Linked DNA regions of Homo sapiens: region 2 is linked to region 1. The links are chromatin loops, found by intact Hi-C in ENCODE. Cell type or tissue: mammary epithelial cell. All regions are shown on one strand. Links, peaks and the distances in the headings refer to the core of each region. The heading gives the core; the rest is flanking DNA. Region 1 has its middle 15 kb from the start of TTBK2. Region 2 overlaps EPB42 (erythrocyte membrane protein band 4.2).

Region 1 (13,109 bases), core at 3,159-11,158:
GGCTGTTGAACACTTGTGATGTGGCTAGTGCAACTGAGGGCCTGAATTTTTAATTTTTAGTTAATTTAAATGTAGTCATGTGTGGCTGGTGGCTACCATATTGGGCAGTATACATCTAGTGTGATGGTTCTCAAACTTAACTGTGCATTACAGTCACCTAGAGAGTATTAACAAAATACAAATGCCCAGTTCTCACCCTCGATCTGGAATCAATCTTGTGGGATTGAGCCTTAAAATAAGCAGGGTGGTTTTCTTCCATTTCTGAGCCATGACTCTTCATAAAATGAAGAGTTTGCTTTCTTTTTAGCTTGGTGATTTTCAGACTAAGTGCCAAAGATTCTGGGAGAAACGTAGGCCCGAGAGGGGAAAGAGTGCCAAAGCTGGATAGTTGTGATTTTTCATTTTGAGTTTCTGTGTAAGCTTTCATTTGAGAAAAGGGTACCTGGAATTTTTAAAAGGTTAGATGCAATTGCTTTAGTTTTAAGCTTTAAAATATTCTATGAGGGGGCCAGGCACGGTGACTCATGCCTATAATTCCAGCACTTTGGGAGGCTGAGGCGGGCGGATCACGAGGTCAAGAGATCAAGACCATCCTGGCCAACATGGTGAAACCCTGTCTGTACCAAAAATACAAAAATTAGCTGGGCATGGTGGTGCGCACCTGTAGTCCCAGCTACTCAGGAGGCTGAGGTGGGAGAGTCACTTGAATGTGGGAGGTGGAGATTGCAGTGAGCTGAGATTGTGCCACTGCACTCCAGCCTGGCAACAGAGTGAGACTCCATCTCAAAAAAAAAAAAAAAAAAAAAAAAAAAAAAAAAAAAAATTCTGTGAGGGGCAACACTGAAGGCAAAGAACGGTTTTTGTCTGTTTTTTGTTTTGAGTCGGAGTCTCGCTCTGTCACCCAGATCAGTCAAGCGAAATTTGGGGAAAAAATAGAAATGAAGACTAAGAAGGAAGACAAAAATGAAAAGTTACCAATGGAATGCACAGTAAGGAAAAGCTGGAAAGACCTGGGCATTGTGGCGCACCTGTAGTCCCAGCTACTTGGGAAGCGGAGGTGGCAAGATCCCTTGAGAAGGAGGTCAAGGTTGCAGTGAGCTGACATCACACCACTGCCCTCCAGCCTGTGTGACAGAGTGACACCCTGACAAAAAAAAAAAAAAAAAAAAAAAAAGCAGGGGGCAGGGAAGGAGAAAAAAAGGATTTAGGATAAAGAAGATTTGATATATATTCATTGGAGTCCCTGAAGAAAGAAAAAGCAATGGAACAGAACACAAATGGAAAACTATAATTAGGTTAAAATTTCTTGGGGGAAAAAAAAAACTTGAACACATTTTGAAAGAGAACATTGTAAAAACCCAGAAGAGTCAACACCAAAGGATTTTCACATCCAGACAAACTATCCAAGCATAAAGTCCACACAGATAGTTCAGAGCATGCTAATACTCAGGGAATATTTTTTCCCATGAGCCTTTCCTAAGAAATTTACCAGTGAGCAAGCTTCAGACAATCGTAAATGATTATAGAAGCCTTGGCATAAGGTCTGGGGGTGAGTGTTGCATATGTTTAATTGTACAGATGGAGGGATGAGAGACAAAATTGGATGCTCTAATGATGTAGAATTATTACAACTAACAAAAAATAGGAGAAAAAGGGCAAGTGGGTGGAAAGTTAAACAAGCTCACTAATTACATCAGTGGTTTTCGCCAGAATTAAAAAGGTATCAGGCAGAAACCCGCATCCAGGAACAAAGCCCTTTGCTCCTCCCTCAGAATGAATGGAGACCAGAGATCAGATGTTTATGTCCAAGAAAAGCAGGATTTCGTTCAGTACTTCTCCCAGATCATTGGGGATGAGATGAGGCACCCATAGACAGGAGATGCTATCACCCAGCTGAAGGAGATCCTGTAGTACAATGCCATTGGAGGCAAGTATCACCGGGGTTTGACAGTGCTAGTAGCGTTCTGGGAGCTGGTGGAGCCAAGGAAACATGATGCTGAGAGTCTCCAGCGGGCCCTGACTGTGGGCTGGTGTGTGGAACTGCTGCAAGCTTTGTTCCTGGTGGCAAATGACATCACGGATTCATTGCTCACCGCTGGTAACAGATCTGCTGGTTTCAGAAGCCGGGCGTGGGTTTGGATGCCATCAGTGATGCTATCCTTGTGGAAGCATGTATCTACTGCCTGCTGAAGCTCTATTGCTGGGAGCAGCCCTATTGCCAGAACCTGATCCAGCTCTTCCGGCAGAGTTTCTATCAGACTGAGATTGGGCAGACCCTGGACCTCATCACAGCCCCCCAGGGCAATGCGGATCTTGGCAGATTCACTGAAAAGAGGTACAAATCTACTGTCAAGTACAAGGCAGTTTCTACTTCTACATTCCTGTAGCTGCAGCCATGTACATGGCAGGCATTGATGGCGAGAAGGAGCACGACAATGCCAAGAAGATCCTGCTGGAGATGGGAGAGGGAGAGTTCTTCCAGATCAGGATGATTACCTTCACCTCTTTTGGGGACCCCAGTGTGACCAGCAAAGTTGGCACTGACATCCAGGACAATAAATGCAGCTGGCTGCTGGTTCAGTGTCTGCAACGGGCCACTCCGGAACACTACCAGATCCTGAAGGAGAATTACAGACAGAAGGAGGCCAAGAAGGTGGCCCAGGTGAAGGCAGTATATGAGGAGCTGGATCTGCCGGCCGTGTTCTTGCAATAATAGGAAGACAGTTACAGCCACATTATGGGTCTCATTGAACAGTACGCAGCTCCCCTGTCCCCAGCCATCTTTCTAGGGCTGACATGCAAAATCTACAAAAGTAAAATGTGACCAGAGACTGCAAGGGTGGGGAGAGGAGGCTCTCAATAAATTATTGTGTAAACTTAAAAAAAAATTAAAAATAAATAAAAAGGTATCACTTGAAGGTGACAAATCAAGAAATAAAAACAAGTGGCCGGGCGCGGTGGGTCACGTCTGTAATCCCAGCACTTTGGGAGGCTGAGGCGGGTGGATCACGAGGTCAGGAGATCGAGACCATCCTGGCTAACATGGTGAAACCCCGTCTCTACTAAAAATACAAAAAATTAGCCAGGCGTAGTGGCGGGCGCCTGTAGTCCCAGCTACTGGGGAGGCTGAGGCAGGAGAATGGTGTGAACCCGGGAGGCGGAGCTTGCAGTGAGCCGAGATCGCACCACTGCACTCCAGCCTGGGCGACAGAGCGAGACTCCGTCTCAAAAACAAAACAAAACAAAAACAAGTACACACATTGACACTAGGATAAAGCTAGTGGCTAAATGGTGAGAGAGAAGGAGCAGGGTAAGAAGCAATTTCAAAATTGGTCATGTATTAAGAAACCAACAGTATTTAAGGAAAGAGAATATTACATAAAGATGTAAGTATAAAATTTACTGCTAGAAGTACACCACCAAGGCCGGGCGCGGTGGCTCACGCCTGTAATCCCAGCACTTTGGGAGGCCAAGGCCTGCGGATCACGAGGTCAGGAGATCGAGACCATCCTGGCTAATATGTTGAAACCCCGTCTCTACTAAAAATACAAAAAATTAGCTGCGCGTGGTGGCTGGCGCTTGTAGTCCCGGCTACTCGGGAGGCTGAGGCAGGAGAATGGCGTGAACCCAGGAGGCGGAGCTTGCAGTGAGCCGAGATCGCACCACTGCAGTCCAGCCTGGGCGACAGAGCGAGACTCCGTCTCAAAAAAAAAAAAAAAAAAAAAAAAGTAGTACAACACCAAAGAGGAGGAAAAAGGCAAATAGACTACATAGTGAAACAATGTGGTTCCCACCCTGTGCCCTGAGCTGCAGCCAGGATAGGCTCTGGACACCTGAGACCCTGAGCTGGAATAAGCAGATAAATAATTATTTTACTTGTTTTTATCAATCTTTCTTAAATGTATGTATAGTTCACATTTATTTCAGTGTTTAATATTAGAAGTGTTTTCGTCTTTATTTAGAAGTTTGGGCCGGGCGCGGTGGCTCACGCCTGTAATCCCAGCACTTTGGGAGGCCGAGATGGGCGGATGACCTGAGGTCAGGAGTTTGAGACCGGCCTGACCAACATGGAGAAACTCCATCTCTACCAAAAATACAAATTAGCTGGGCGTGGTGGCGCATGCCTTAATCCCAGCTACTCAAGCGGCTGAGGCAGGAGAATCGCTTGAACCCGGGAGGCTGAGGTTGCAGTGAGCCGAGATTACGCCACTGCACTCCAGCCTCGGCAACAAGAGTGAAACTCTGTCTCAAAAAAAAAAAAGAAGTTTGGTGATGTTTTTGTGATGAGAAGTGTGCCATACGAACTTAACTCTTGTTTATAGTAATTAGCCTATGGTAAAACTGGCTTTGTTATACATCATTTTGCTTAAAGTCACAGTTCCCAAGGGTTAATGATGTTAAATGAAGACTCATGTACTGCTTCACACCTACCAGAATGGCTATAATCAAAAAGATGGGCAATAATGTGTTGGCAAGGATGTGGAGAAAGTGGAACCCTTATACATCACTGGTGAGGATATAAAATGGTACAGCTGCTTTAAAAAACAGATGGGCAGTTCCTGATAAGATCTGTTACCAGATGACTTAGCAATTCTTCTCCCAAATTAAAATTTCAAGAGAATTTGAAACATCTTCACACACACACACACAAAAAAAAACTTATACAAAAATGTGCATAGCAGCATTATTCATAATAGCCCAAAACTGGAAACTACCCAATTGTCCATCAACCAATGAATGGATAAATAATATACCTATCCATACAATGGAATATTATGCACCCATAAAAAGGAATGACATTCTGATGCATGCCATAGCATGGGTAAATCTTGTAAACATTATGCTCAGTGAAAGAAGCCAGTCACAAAAGACCATATATTGTATGATTCCATTTATATCCAATGTCCAGAATTAGACAAATCCATAGAGACAAACAGTAGATTAGTGGTTGTCAGGGGTTGGGAAGACAGGGGAGTAGGGGATGACTGCTAATGGGTATGGGGTTTCTTACTGGGTTGATGAAAATATTATGGATTAGATAGTGTTTCTGATTCAATGCATCCTGGAGCATGGCACCCACCTTCAAAGCTGACACTTCCACTGTACCTTCAGCAGGCCATTCCAACATTGTATTGGCTCAGCTGCTCCTGAGTGGTGCAGTATGCAGTACAACCAGGGTAGCCCATAGTCATGGGGCCCACTGCAGCACTTTCTTACTGTGAAATGGGTTCCCTGGTTACATGCTATGCTGAGTGGAATTCCATGTTGTAGAACAGGTACTCGACAAGCCCCCAGACACTGGTGCTGCCTGAAGCTCTGTGGGCAGGAAAGGCAAACCCATATGCTGAATATGTATCTGTTCATATGAGAATGAACCAGTGACTCTTCTAGGATAGAAACATCCTGGCCAGGCACAGTGGCTCATGTCTAATCCAAGCACTTTGGGAGGCCAAGACAGGAGGATTGCTTGAGCTCAGGAGTTTGAGACCACCCTGGGCAACATAGTGAGACCTTGTCTTTACTAAAAATAAAAAAATAATTAGCCAAGTATGGTGGTACACACCTGTAGTCCCAGCTATTCAGGAGGCTGAGGCAGGAGGATTGCTTGAGCCTGGGAGATTGAGGCTGCAATGAGCTATGATTGTGCCACTGCACCCCAGCCTGGGTGGCAGAAGGAGACTGTCTCAAAAAAAAAAAAAAAATGTAGTCAAGTTGCTGCAAGGTAGCTGGTTGATTTTGAAAAACAGTGCCACAGGCTGGGCGAGGTGGCTCACACCGGTAATCCCAGCACTTTGGGAGGCCAAGGTGGCCAGATCACCTGAGGTCAGGAGTTTGAGACCAGCCTGACCAACATGGCGAAACCCCGTCTCTACTAAAAATACAAAAATTAGCCAGGCATGGTGGCACGTGCCTGTAATCCTAGCTACTCGGGAGGCTGAGGCAGGAAAATCACTTGAACCCAGGAAGCAGAGGTTGCAGTAAGCCGAAATCGTGCCACTGCACTCCAGACTGGGCGAAAGAGTGAGACTCTGTCTCAAAAAAAAGAAAAACAAACAAAAATAGTGCCACATCCGTAGAGCATTGGTCTCTGTGGCTGACAGGTTGGATGTTCAAAGGTGGCAGTCTTGATGAGTGGAGGTCCATGCCACTAGGCCCATGCTTAACCCCCATCTGTCCATTTGTGTACCCATTGTGCCAGCTTCCAAAGGGTGCTAAAACATTAGTTTGAGCATTATTTTGACACTTGATTGTTTTGGTCCCTCTTCTGTAATGGATGCTTTCTGGTGGCTGTTAACATGTAACACAGAAATCTTCAGTGTGCACTATGTGCACTCACTTAGCCCATCCACGGTAACATACAGTATCTATTTGTGTTCAAGTTTTTCACCTTTGAGATTCATCCATGTTGTATGTTCCAGTAGGTCTTTCTTCTTATTGCTAGTTAGTATCTAGTTGTGTGAGTACATAATTTACCCACTCTCCTATTGATAGGCATCTGGGTTGTTTCTAAATTTGCCATTCGGAATAAAGCTGTTATGAGCTTTTTTTTTTTTTTTTTAAGACAGGGTCTCACTTTGTTGCCCAGGCTGAAGTACAGTGACGTTATCTCAACGTCCTGCAGCCTCAACCTCCTGGGCTCAAGGGATCCTCCCACCTCAGACCCCCAATTAGCTGGAACTGCAGGCGTGTGCCACCATGCCCAGCTAATTTTTTGTATTTTTTTGTACAGTCAGGGTTTTACCAGTTGCCCAGGCTGGTCTCGAACTCCTGAGCTCAAGCGATTCACCCGCCTCGGCCTCCCTAAGAGCCACCACGCCTGGCCAAAGTATGGACTACAGTGAGTTCCTTCTAAAGAATACAATATGAAACGGAGAAAAAAAAAAAAAAAAAAAACTTTACAGTGAAGAAACCTAACAAACATTACCTCAACCAGGTGAGCAAGGTAAATATCAGTAGTGATAGAATCACGCTGATGGTATGTAACCTTGACATGATATGATGAAATGGTACTTTATGTGGTTTTCCTCCCTAAAACCCTTAACTCCAGTCTAATAATAAGAAAAACATCACATTCCAATAGAGAGACAAGCTACAACATACTTAACAATATTCCTCAAAGCTGTCCAAGTCATAGCCAAGTCATAGATGTGAGGTGGTACCCTGGATGAGATCCCAGAACAGAAAAAGGACACTAGGTAAAAACTAAGGATATTTGGACAAACTATGGACTTTAGTTAATAATAATTACCCATTTTATTATTTTTATTTTATTTATTTATTTTTGAGACCAGGATCTCACTCTGTCGCCCAGGCTGGAGTGCAGTGGCACAATCTTAGCTCACTGCAACCTCCACCTCCTGGGTTCAAGTGATTCTCCTGCCTCAGCCTCCTAAGAAGCTGGGACTACAGGCACGCACCACCATGCCCAGCTAAGTTTTGTATTTTTTAGTAGAGACGGCGTTTCACTATGTTGCCCAGGCTGGTCTCGAACTCCTGACCTCAAGTGATCTGCCCACCTCAGCCTCCCAAAGTGCTAGGATTACATGCGTGAGCCACCGTGCCCGGCCTTATTATTATTATTTTTTTAGAGACAGGGTTTTGCTAGGTCACCCAGGCTGGAGTACAGTGGTGAGATCATAGCTCACTGTAACCTTGAACTCTGGGCTCAAGGGATCCTCCCCCCTCAGCCTCCCAAGTAGTTGGGAATACAGGTGCACACCATCATGCCTGACTAGTTTTGAAATTTTTTGTAGAGATGGCGTCTCACTATGTTTCCCAGGCTGGTCTTGAACTCCTGGGCTCAAGTGACCCTCCTGCCTCACAATATACTCTTTTCATACCTTTTGAATGTTTTAATGCCTTTTGTTTGAATGTTTTAATACCATTTGAACTTTGCATGCAGCAAGAAATCAAGATTCTTCTGAGAAGGGGATCCTTTCTACACCAGGGTGAGAAAACAGTCCTTATCACCAGAGACGGAGCTGGAGGCAATACACATGTAAAACTAATAAAATTTGTATACTTTTCTCTGGTTAACCACAGGTCAATGTGGTTTTTAGATCCAGCTGAAGAGCACACTAAGAGCTAAAAGAGAGGTTGGAGGTTATCTCTGGCTCCCATACCATGTATAAGAAACCAGTAATAAAAGTCAGGGAACATCCATGGGAGATGTGGATGGAAAGGAGGCTTACTCTTCACTATATATATAAATATAAATATATATATATATTTTTTTTTCGAGACAGGGTCTCACTCTGTCGCCCAGGCTGGAGTGCAGTGACATGATCACAGCTCACTGCAGCCTTGACCTCTTAGGCTCAAGCAATCCTCCCACCTCAGCCTCCCAAGTATCTAGGACTATGTCTAGTTAATTTTATTTTAATTTTAATTTTTGTAGAGACAAGGCCTCACTATGTTGCCCAGGCTGGTCTCGAACTCCTGGGCACAAGCAGTCCTCCTGCCTCACAATATACTCTTTTTAATACCTTTTGACCTTTAGAATGTTGCACTATATGAATATATTTTCTATTAAACAAACAAATAAATAAAATCAGAAAAAAAAGAAAATGGTCTACCAAATCCTCCTCCTGACATTTGTAGTTGGAGTGGACTAGAATTTTTCCTGTCAGGAAAGAATAGGCAAGGGGTAGCTGAGAATAACCCAAAATGTTCTGAGATCCTTCCAGGAGGAGCCTCTGGGTAAAAGTAAACACAGTGAAGTAAGAGGCAAGGAAAGAGGATCTGGGAGCTCAGCAGGAACACTTTTCACACAGGTCAGACTGTCCTACCCAATGGCCTCTCCTCAATCCTGTCCTTCCATCTTCCTTTTAAATGTTGGCTTTTATCCAGGTTCCAATCTTGCCCTCTTGGCTTCTTGCTTCCTATGTACTTCCTTGTGGATTTCATCCATCAAAGTCATTGATTCTAATTAGGGCTGGAATCAAATGAGAGAGAGAGAAATACTGGAGATATTTTGAACAGCAGCTACTATTGTTTTGAAACTCAGTTTTATGGTCTATGAGGGATTAATGCTTAGGTGAGTTAACATGGTTGAAAGATAGGGAAATCCCTATGTTTACTATTTATTTATTTATTAGAGACAAGTCTCAATCTGTCTCCCAGGCTGGAGTGCAGTGACACAATCTTGACTCACTGCAGCCTCTGCCTCCAGGCTCGAGAGATCCTCCCACCTCAGCCTCCCAAGTAGCTGGGACTACAGGCGTGCACCACCATACCTGGTTAATTTTTGTATTTTTTGTAGAGCTGGGGTTTTGCCATGTTGCCCAAGCTGGTCTCAAACTCCTAAGCTCAATTGATCCGTCTGTCTCAGCCTCCCAAACTAGTGGGATTGCAGGCATGAGCCACCGCCCCCCAGCCTAGTTTTTATTTTTATTTTCTCCTAATTATTGTCTGTGCATGACTCTAGGCTAGGTGGCATGTAAAAGTTAATAAATTTGCTCCTGCAGAGTGGGATTTATAATTTGCAAAAGACCAACACAATTAGTGTCCAGTGTATGAAATGGCACAAGGTCAAACCAACAATTAAAGGAGCATCAAAATAAGCCTGTATTAATCCCTTCTCACACTGCTCTGAAGAAATACCTGAGACTGGGTAATTTACAAAGGAAAGAAGTTTAATTGACTCACAGTTCCACATTGCTGGGGAAGCCTCAGGAAACTTACAATCATGGCAGAAGGCAAAGGAGAAGCAGGAGGCACCTTCTTCACAAGGCGGGAGGACAGAGTGAGTGCAAGCAGGGGAAATGCCAGATGCTTATAAAACCACCTGATCTCGTGAGAACTCACTCACTATCACGAGAACAGCATGGTGGGAACCATCCTCATGATCCAATTGCCCCCACCTGCTCCCGCCCTTGACACGTGGGGATATGGGGATTACAGTTTGAGGTGAGATTTGGGTGGTGACACAGAGCCAAACCATATCAAAGCCTGATTTGAATTTTTCAAATGTTTTGTTATAATTCTTAGCAAAGATAACACAAACCATAGGAGATTTACAGCCATTTCTTGAAGAAATCCCCAAGTTCTAACATAGAAATAAATAATGCAGAAATGACAAAAGCAAGGATATATAAATGAATAATATTATGAATGCAAATTAAAAGATGCAAGAAAATTTAAGAGTTGAACTCAAGCTTTACTTCCTGGAGGAATGTTGTTTTTTGACGCTCCCTCTGGCAGGCACACAACAATGTCCACTTGCCTCTACAGGATGTTCATGTTCTACCCTGTAACCTGTGAACATGTTTACCTTACATGGCAAAAGGGACTTTATAGATGTGATTATGTGTGCAAACCTTCAGATGGAGAGTTTTCTGGATTATCCAAGTGGGCCCAAATTAATCACATGGATTTTTTTTTTTTTTTTTTTTTTTCTGAGATGGAGTCTTGCTCTGTCGCCCAGGCTGGAGGGCAGTGGCGCAATCTCGGCTCACGGCAACCTCTGCCTCCCAGGTTCAAGCAATTCTCCTGCCTCAGCCTCCTGAGTAGCTGGGATTACAGGTGCGCACCATCAGGCCTGGCTAATTTTTGTATTTTTAGAGATGGAGTTTCACCATGTTGGTCAGGCTGGTCTCAAACTTCTGACCTCATGATCCACCGGCCTTGGCCTCCCAAAGTGCTGGGATTACAGGCGTGAGCCACCACGCCCAGCTAATCACACGGATTCTTAAAAGGAGAAGAGGCTTGCAGAAGCCTGGGTCAGAGAGACGTACCATGAGGACTTGGCCCACTGTTGCTGCTGACTTTGAAGATGGAGAAAGTGGGCCATCAGCTGGGGAATATGGGCAGCCTCTAGAAGCTGGAAAAGGCAAGGGATCAAATTCTCTCCTTGTGCCTCTAAGAAGGAAGGCAGCCCTACCAATTCCTTCATTTAAGCCCAGTAAGACCCATGTTGGACTTCCTGACCAACAAGGCTGTAAGATAAAAATGTTGTGTTGTTTAAGCCACTAGGTTGGTGTTCATTTGTTACATCAGCACAGAAAGGTGGTGTGCACTGCCCTCAGCCCTGGGTAGAACTGAACACTCCGTGCATTTGCAGCCCTGCTGGATCCTAAGTAGATGTTGATCAGAGGACTGGTTTCCAAGATGGCTCCTTAACATGGTTGTGAAATATTTTTTTCCAATATTTTATTATGAATATTTTCTTTTCTCTTCTTTTTTTATAGACAGAGTGTTACTCTGTTGCCCAGGCTCAAGTGCAGTGGTGTAAGCACAGCTCATTATAACCTTGAACTCCTGGGCTCAAGTGATCCTCCCACTTCCGCCTCCCAAGTAGATAGGACCACAGGCATGCAACACTATGAAAGGCTAATTTTTTATTATTTTTAAATTTTTTGTAGATATGGGGTCTTACTGTGTTGCCCAGGCTGGTCTTGAACTCCTGGTCTCAAGTGATCCTCCCATGATAGCCTCCCAAAGTGCTGAGATTACAGGCATAAGCCACAAAACTGGTCTATTATGAATATTTTTAAACATACAGCAAAGTTGAAAGAACTTTATAGTGACCATCCATATACCACCACCAAGATTCTACCAATAATAATTTGCTATACTTGCTTTATTGTATATCTATCCACCTATCCATCCCTCTATTCATTCATCAATCCCTCTTATTTTTGGGAGGAAATTCAAAGTCAATTGCAATAATTAATACATATGCCCCCCAATGTATTTTGCATGCATATAATTAACTAGAACTCAATATTTTTTGCAGGTTTTTTCTTTTTCTTTTTCTTTTCTTTTTTTTTTTTTTTTTTTGAGACAGGGTCTCACTCTGTTGCACAGGCTGCAGTGCAGTGGTGCGATCACACCTCACTTCAGCCCCAATCATCTGGGCACAATCCTCTCACCTCAGCCTCCCAAGTGGCTGGGACTACAGGTGCATGCCACTATACCCAACTAGTTTGTTTCTATTTTTGTAGAGAAGGGTTCTCACTATATTGCCCAGGCTGGTCTTGAACTCTTGGGCCCAAGCAATGCTCCTGCCTTGACCTCCCAAAGTGCTGGGAAAGGCATGTAAGCCACTGTGCCTGGCCAGTTTTTAATTTTGATATAAAATGTACATTCAATGAAATGCACAAATCTTAAGTGTACATTCATGGAATTTTGACAAATGCAGGCACCTGTGTAACCCAAAACCCTATTAAGATATAGAACATTATCATTACTCTCTATACTCTTACCAGCTAATACCAGCCCCTGTCTACTCAGAGGCAACCATTGTTCTGATTTTTTTCTATCATAGATTAGTGTGTCTTGTGCTAGAGTTTTATATAACTGGAATAATCCAGTATGTTCTCTTTTCCATAAGACTTCCTCACATAAATAGAATCATATAATATGATGCTTTGGCAAGGTTTATTTCATTCAGCATATTGTTTTTGAGATTCATCCATGTTGTTTTGTGTATTAGTTTATTTTTAGTGTTGAGTGATATTCCACTTATGAACATAGTACAGTCTGTAGTCTGTTCTCTTTCGGACCTGAGCTGTTTCCTATTTTGGGATATTATAAATAAAACTACTTTGAACATTCTTGAGTTAGTCTTTTTGTGAAAATATGTTTTCATTTCTTTTGGGTACATATCTTGAAGTCAAACTGCTGATTCATAGGATAGATATATGTTTAGTTTGAAAGAAATGTCCAGATCTTTTTTTCAACATGAATGTACCATTTACATTCCCACCAACAATGTATGAGAGCTCTGGTTGCTCCACGTCCTCACAAACATTGGATGCTGTTAGTCTTTATAATTTTAGCTGTATAGTAGCTACCTTATATTTTTTGCCCATTTTTCTATTGTTTTAAATTCTATTTTCCCTTGATTTTTAAGCATTTTTAATATATCCAAGATATTAGCTCTTTATCTGTGAAATATATTTTAAATATTTTATCTCACTGATTTTGACTTTATAGTTTTAATTCCATAAAAGTTCTTTCAATGTTTTGTAGTTAAATTTTTCAATCTTTTCAAAAATTACATCTGGATGTTGAATTATAATTAGAAAGCCTCTTCTCACACCCAGGTTTAAAGGAATTCATCCATGTTTTCTTCTAGTACTTGTATGATTTCACTTTTTATATTT
Region 2 (8,000 bases), core at 1-8,000, 270 kb before region 1:
GCAGGTGCTGCCTCCCTGCGGCCGCATTTCCCCATCTCATCACACAGAAGTAGTTGTCCCAGGCAGCTCCTCCCGCCAGCTTCTGCTGCTTTTCCCCTCAGCAAAGTTGGGCTCATTTGCAAACTCCTTTCCCAAATTCACTTACTTCCCTAACCCTGCCCTAGCAGAGCAGCCCCGCAGCGCTGTGTTCTATGCTCTGTTGCCTTCTCCCCTGGTATATGCCCCGCATGCGGTGGAACCTGTGCCTTATTGATCAGCCTTCATGCATCCTGTTCTTGGCTGCCACTTCTAGGTTCCTGCACTCCTCTTCTTTCCAAGTTTTCAGTGCCCAGAGGAGACACTGAAAATCCTAGCCTCCCACACGCCCCCAGCCCGGTCTCTCAAGCGCCCCCTGACACTCCGCCCCTCTTCTCACAGTGCTGCGATGCCTGGGAATCCCTGCCCGCGTGGTGACCACGTTTGCCTCAGCACAGGGCACCGGTGGGCGTCTTCTCATAGATGAATACTATAATGAGGAGGGACTTCAGAACGGAGAAGGCCAGAGAGGCAGAATCTGGTGAGAAGCCCAAGGGAGATGAGGTTCCAGTCCAGGAAGGGCTCCAACCCTGCATAGCACACCTCTGCAGGAGCCCCACCCCCTGCATGGCCCTGGCATGGAGAGTAGGCTTTCAAGACCCTTAGAGGCGGCGCTGATGGTCAGTGATGGTGTGCACGCCCCTTCCTGGGAGTGCCACAGCCACTTTGACACAGTGACCTCCCATCCCACTGGAACAACAACAGCTCTGCCAGGCTGCATTTCCAGAACCTCTTCAGCACTCGTTTTCTTTCCCACTTGAATTTTTCTCTTTGCTGCATTCAGGATCTTCCAGACTTCCACAGAGTGCTGGATGACGCGGCCTGCCTTGCCCCAGGGTTATGATGGATGGCAGATTCTGCACCCAAGTGCTCCTAATGGAGGTGGAGGTAAAGCCTAGGGGTGGGTCCAGGACCACGCAGGGCTGCACAGAGCTGAAGTCCCCAGAGAGGACTCGGGAGCAGCAGGCAGTCCCAAGGGGGTCTGCATCCTCGAAAACAGTAGAAGCACGAGGCATGACAGCAGCCAGCAGAAAGCTGACCTGATGCCAGTGGGCTCATGGGAATAGAGGTGCCTGCTATCCCGGCTACAAGGCTGTAGGTAGATGAGGCACCTTAGAGCTGTGGGTGAGGGAGTTGGGTCACAGTGAAGGGCAGAGGATCTTAAGATGGCAAGTGGCTGTGCTAGGCCAGGGGCTTACAGCAGAGGTTCTGAGGTTCTGGACACGGATGAAGAGGGCATCGGGATAGGCTCAAGCCCAGAAAAGGAAGCTTCAGGACCCACAAAAAGATAGCTCTTCCTCACCCAGGAACAGAAATGGCACAGAGCCTGGCACCTAGTAAGTGCTCAAGAAAGGTAGCCCTATTCCTGTCATATCCATAGTAAAGCTGGCTTGAGAGCTCCTCACGCTAAATATGACCCTCTGAGCTTCTGCCTGTCCAGTTCCTGAGAGGGCTTCTGCCAGGGACCATGACCAAAAAGTTTTATCACTAAATAGTTGATCACTAAATAGTTTCACCTCTGTGACTCTCTCAGAAACCCTGCCTAGTGCTCACCTCTGACCTTGGTCCTCGTGGAGGGAAAATAGGCTAGAGGATGGGGACTGAGGTTACGCAGTTCTGAACTGAGCAGAGGTCTAGGCGCAGCTCCCATGCTCACCAACCTTTCTCTCCCTCAGTCCTGGGGTCCTGTGATCTGGTGCCGGTCAGAGCAGTCAAGGAGGGGACGCTGGGGCTGACCCCAGCAGTGTCAGACCTTTTTGCTGCCATAAATGCCTCATGTGTGGTCTGGAAGTGCTGTGAGGATGGGACACTGGAGTTGACTGACTCCAACACAAAGTATGTTGGCAACAACATCAGCACCAAGGGTGTGGGCAGTGACCGCTGCGAGGACATCACTCAGAACTACAAGTATCCTGAAGGTACGGGCCAGGGAAGGGCCCCAGGCTTCTCGGTACCTGAAACGGCAAGCGAGGGAAAGGGATGGGCCTGGTAGATGCAGCCAGAAAGAGACTTGTCCTTTCCGCATCATATAAAACAGGGTTTCTCAACCCCATTTGACACCATTGACATTTGGGCCCAGATATGTCTTTGTTGTACAGGCTGTGCACCCTAGGACATTTAGCAGCATTCCTGACCCTCAGAGGAAGTCTAAATTCTTTCACATAGGAAAATTCAGTTCCCTGCAAAACTGTCCTCAGAGACAGTGTTGACTTGTCCCCAACCTTGCTCTCTCATCATTCAAGGGGAGAATTCATAGCACTTGAAAAAGAACTTGGTCCTTGAGTGGTTTGGAAGAGACACACTGTATCGGTGGTGGAGCTGCCTGACACAGACATTTTTGGGCTAAATATGGCCTTAGAGGCTTGCTGAGTTCTTGTGACTTTGGCATTTGAGCAGAAGTGGGTAAATGGTTTTGATTCCCAGGGTTTTATTAGAAGCATTTATACCACCCGGGTAAAAGGTCAGCTTTGTTTCTTCCCTTCTCCAGGGTCTCTTCAGGAAAAAGAGGTGCTGGAGAGAGTCGAGAAAGAGAAAATGGAACGTGAGAAAGACAACGGCATCCGTCCTCCCAGTCTCGAGACTGCCAGTCCTCTGTACCTGCTCTTGAAAGCACCCAGCTCCCTACCCCTGAGAGGGGATGCCCAGATCTCAGTGACGCTGGTTAATCACAGTGAGCAGGAGAAGGCAGTGCAGCTGGCAATTGGGGTCCAGGCTGTACACTACAACGGTGTCCTTGCTGCCAAGCTCTGGAGGAAGAAGCTGCACCTCACGCTCAGTGCCAACCTGGGTAATGCTCTATGGCCCCACCAGACACCCCCCGACACACACACACACATGGCCCCTGCCTTGGGCAGGCAGCAGCCACAGGGCACCCCCTGCAGTCTCTAGAGATGGCTTTGAGCCCCTGCTGCTCACTCTCATGTTCTCTCTCATTCATTCATTCAACACATATTTATTGGGCCTGAAGCAGGAAAAAAACACGATGCCAACTGCAGTCAGATAAGTAAACAGACCCTTCGTAGCAGTGTGAGAAGTGTTTGCTGAGTTTAACAGAGTACAGTGGCAGGAGAGCACCTCCCCCCAGGCTGGAATAAGCTGCCCCCAAATAAATTGTACTGCATGGAATCTGGAAGGATGAGTAGGAGAGTAATGGCCAGAAAAGTAAGTCTTGGCATTCCAGACGGAAGGAGCAACGTGTGCAAAGGGCCCTGCTCATCCCTGAGGTTCTTTCTTAATTGGTCTGAGATGGGGTCCAGGTATTGTTTTTTTCTTTTTTTAACACCCTGTGTTATTCTACAGTTAAGATTCCCTGAACCAGAACAATTGTTTTTAAATTTTGCTGCACATTAGAATCACCTGGGGGAAGTTTGATGCTCAGCCTGCATCTCAGGCCAATTAAATGACAGATTCTATGGTGGGCTGGACGCAGTGGCTCATGCCTGTAATCCCAGCACTTTGGGAGGCCAAAGTGGACAGATCACCTGAGGTCAGGAGTTCAAGATCAGCCTGGGCAACATGGTGAAACCCCGACTCTACTAAAAATACAAAAATTAGCCAGGCTTGGTGGCACACAACTGTAATCCCAGCTACTGGGGAGACTGAGGCAGGAGAATCGCTTGAACCCAGGAGGCAGAGGTTGCAGTGAGCCAAGATCATGCCACTGCACTCCAGCCTGGGTGACACAGTGACACTCCGTCTCAAAAAGAAAAAAAACAAAAACTCCATGGTGGAACACATCAGAATTTTTAAAAACTGAAGTAATTCCGATGTGCAGACAAGTGTGAGAATCAGTTGACGAGAGCTTGTCTACAGCATTGCAACAGCCTTCTAACCGGTCACCTCACCTCCAGTCTCTGTATCACTCTTCCCTTTCCAAGCATGGGAGGAGTGGAGTTGGGAGAGTGGCGTGAGAACTGGACAGGGCCCAGGTGACACAGGGTCTTGTCTCTCTTGCTAAGGAGTTTGAGTTTTGTTCTCTGGGTAATGGAAAACTGGTGGAAGGTTTCAACCAGGGTAGTCAATGGAATCAGAAATTCATTTTAACAAGAAAGAACTTTTGGCAGAATGGAATGGAAGGGGTCATATAAGAAGAGTGCTTCTTAACCTTAGCTGCACATTGAGTCATCTTGGGAACTTTTTTTTGGGGGGGGGGCGGAGGGGGCAGCCTTCTGAGCCAGAGTAGGTTCAGAGACTCCGATCATCTGGGGAACTTTTAAAAATACTGATGTCTGGGCTTCATCGCCAGAGTCTGATGTAACTGATTTGGGGTGTGGCCTGGCATTGGGATTGTTTTGTAAAGCTCCCCACTTGATTCTAACATGCATCCAGTCTTGAGAACCACTGGATTGAAGATGAGAAGGTTGTGTAAATCATCAAGTCAAGAAATCAAGGCCAAACTAAGCTAGCAGCACTTAGAGTTAAAACATATTAAGGAGTTGAGATAGATGGGGCTTGTGAATGTGTGAATGTGTATATGTGTGTGGTGGGTGCTTCTGGTTTGGGTGAGTCACTAGAATAGGAAAAATGGGGAGGAGCAAGTTTGGGGAGAAAAAGGATGGATTTGGTTGTGGCACATTGTGTCTGAAAGCCCGTGACACACGCAAGTGGAGCTGGCCAGCAGGTGGCAGGAGACCTTGGTAAGATAAAGTTCTGGGCTGGAGCTCAGACGTGGAAATCCCAGCACAGGGGGGCCAACAAAGAGTCAGGGCATAGATGAGCTCATGGCAGTGGGGAGAGGTCAGTGAGTAGATGAGAGGGTGAGGAGGGAACCCAGCAGCAGCAGCAGCATTTAGGGGGCGATCAGAGGAAAAGCAGAGTAAGGGAGGTCAAATAGTCAAAGAAAGGGGGCACCCAGCAAGGTCAGCAGAAAGGGCACGAGGTGTCAAGGCTGAAAAGCACCATTAAGAGAGTGGACTTACAGAGAAGCTTCCTGGGCGTTAAGCCAATTGCGTTGGGAAGGTGAGACAAACTGTCTAGTCCTCCCTGGAGGCATGACAGGAAAAGGTGAGGCTGGGGAGTAGTCAGCCAGGGACACTGGGCAGAGGGAGAGAGTTGAACCTGCTTCTATGCTGAGGAAAATAAGCAGGCAAGAGGGAAAGAATGGAGCCTCAGGAGAGATGGGTTAAAATTGATAGTGCTATGCTTGGGGATATGAGACAACTAGAATAATTGTAGCTCACATTTATCAGGCACTTACTATTTGCCCAAAATGGTGTTAAGTGCTTTATATGCATCATATGCATCATCTTGTTAGCCCTCACAACCACGTTCTGTGGCAAGAACCATTGCTATCCCCACTTTACAGATGAGGAGATGAGACACAGAGAGGGTCGTTAATTTACTCAGGGTTACACAGCTAGTGTGATGGGGTCAGGATGGGGCACAGATTTAGAAAGCAGAGGATTCAACTTAGGCAGGGGGGATACCTCATCCCCTGAGCAGTAGTGACAGTAGGAGTAGATATTTCTTCTGTAAGGTGACAAAGCGAGACCCTGTCTCTAAAACAAAACAAAAACCCTACAAACAACACAAACCATCCCACTAGGTAGGCATTATTAGACAAGGACACTGAGGCCGAAAGAGCTTAACTTGTTCCAGTTCACAGGGGACCCTTTCCCAACCCCACTGAGGTGGTCTGCCAAGAGCATTGTCGGGGTTGGTGATGGGGATGAGGGTGAGGAGTGAGGTCTTGAGTGAGTTCCAAGTGTACAATTGCTGGGGAAAATGGTGCATCTTTCTGGCCTCAGTGAGGCCCTGAGTCCTTTGTATTGTGTGTGTAACTATGGCTGTTTCTGGGGTACATACACCTGTTGCCACTGACTCCACCTGTCATGTGTTTCAGAAAAGATAATAACCATCGGCCTGTTCTTCTCCAATTTTGAGCGAAACCCACCCGAGAACACCTTCCTTAGACTCACCGCCATGGCAACACACTCTGAATCCAACCTTAGCTGCTTTGCTCAGGAAGACATTGCCATTTGTAGACCACACCTTGCCATCAAGGTAGGCACCAGTCCTCCCCTGAGTTGCCCTCGTCTGCCACCACTCAGGTCCCCATTTCAGAAGGAATCCAGGCCCCTTCAGAGCAGATGACTGTGCTGCAAGATTACCAGAAAATGCTACATTTAAGAGCTCCTTCCCTTGAAAGACATAGTTTCTTACATGCCCTATTAAGGTTTAAATCTTCCAACTTCTTTAGTTAAGTAAAGGTTTCTAAAATTGGGGCCTTCCCAGTTACTGCCTCCTACCTACAGGGATCATAATAGCCTATGTTTATTTAGCACCTCATACACATGCCAGAGGATTTTCAGCTCCTTTATTTCTTTCTAAGCCCTGTGAGGTAGAACTGTTCCCATTATTCAGATGAAAAAAGTGAGCCCTAGAGAGCAACATGCCCAAGATTATAAAAACAGGAAGTTCTAGAGGCTTATGGCTCTTGGTCCAGCCCTCTTTCCATGTGTCTACCCTGGCCAAAATGAATGAGATCTGATCCCTGCCCGCAAGCAGGTTATAGTTTAGTTAGGGAGACACAACATTTGGTCTTCCAGATAAGTGCTTTAATAGATGCACAAAGTTGCTATGGAATAAGTGAAGCAAAGGGAATTAATTCCAGCTGGTGGGTTTGGGGATGACCTTATGAAAGAGATGACATCTATGCTGGGCCTTGAAAAATGGGTACCCTTTCAGTACAGAGGTAGGGGAAGGCCACTGAAGACAGAAGAAGACAGCAAAGAGGTGTAATGGAAGGTAGCGTGAGGCGTGTGCTGGGGATGGAACAGTCCCTGACGGGGCTGGGATGTCACTTAGTCATGGGAAGAACAGGTGAGGTGGGAGAGGGGGTTTGGGGACACACCATGAAGAACGTTGAATACAATGTAAACTGAATTCCCAAGACAGTGGGAAACCCTCCAAGGGGTCTGCATAGAGGAGAGGCGACATCAGAAATCATCAGTGAAGGACCAAGGGTGGGAATAAATGCAGGAAGAGCAGGTAGAGCGGTAGAAGACATCAGCTGTGAAGTTTGAGTCAGCTTGGCAGAGATGAGGAAACTTACTGAGGAGGGTACAGGGGTGCATGGGAGGAGAGAGTGACTGCAGCTGTGCCCTTGGCATCCACACCAGGTATTGCCTCTTCCCACAGATGCCAGAGAAAGCAGAGCAGTATCAACCCCTCACAGCCTCAGTCAGCCTCCAGAACTCCCTAGATGCCCCCATGGAGGACTGTGTGATCTCCATCCTGGGAAGGGGGCTCATTCACAGAGAGAGGAGCTACAGGTAAGTGATGGCAGGCTTCTCATCCCCCTGAAATGTCTCAATGGGTCAGAAAGGCAGGGCCCAAGAGAGAAACTCTCTCTTTGCCATGTCCATGCAGACAGCAGATACCCCTAGAAACTAAACTAAAGGATTAGGGCTACCAAGTGGCTTCCCTCATCCTAGGACCACCATATCTGCAGGAGGATGGGAGTGAGGCAGGCTGTGCGGGCCCCTTGGGCACCCGCCTGCCCTGGTTGCTGCCCTGATCCTGCAGGGAGAGCCTGGGTGTTGCTGTGAATATAGGCGAGGGCATTAGGGCTGGGTATTGGAGAGTAATGAAGGGAGGACAGGCTATCTTTCATTGTGGTCAGAGGGCTACATTCTGGTAGTCACCACCACAATATACAATTTTGTTTAATTTATTCCCTTTTATTCCCATTTTCACCACCATCCTTCATATCCTTTTATTCGTACGTATAAAATGTGTACTGTTGCTTTCATGAGCCTGTACTTTTAACTTATATAAATTTATATTTAATTGCTTTCTTACTTTTCACTCAGAACTATGTTAAGATTTATGCCCATATGTCTTCTGCTACATAATATTTCATCGTGTACACCCACCACTTTCTACCACTCCACTCCACAGAGATGGGCACCCAGAGTGCCTCC

Evidence for each region. Peaks named below come from ENCODE experiments on the same cell type or tissue, not always from the same donor. Only the 100,000 strongest peaks of a DNase experiment are listed, where the experiment ranks them.
Region 2: a loop joins it to region 1, with 7 times the contacts of the local background. A loop is called at or near these places in 1 of 110 quality-filtered maps.

Annotation. Positions count from the first base shown.
Region 1 is chr15:42,929,023-42,942,131 of GRCh38, reverse strand. It overlaps the pseudogene FDPSP4. Among named protein-coding and RNA genes, the nearest start is that of TTBK2, 15 kb to the right of the region's middle. In mammary epithelial cell, for the core only: no CTCF peak of the experiment used is centred there; DNase peaks (open chromatin) are centred at 7,021 and 9,071; H3K27ac peaks cover 333 bases.
Region 2 is chr15:43,201,193-43,209,192 of GRCh38, reverse strand. EPB42 (erythrocyte membrane protein band 4.2) reads left to right here. Exons shown (of 13, transcript NM_001114134.2): 7 at 418-556; 8 at 860-963; 9 at 1,752-1,994; 10 at 2,564-2,863; 11 at 5,918-6,078; 12 at 7,216-7,349. Among named protein-coding and RNA genes, the nearest start is that of EPB42, 16 kb to the left of the region's middle. RefSeq lists a silencer at 4,608-4,902. In mammary epithelial cell, for the core only: CTCF peaks have their summits at 45 and 4,687 (motif pointing right); a DNase peak (open chromatin) is centred at 4,732.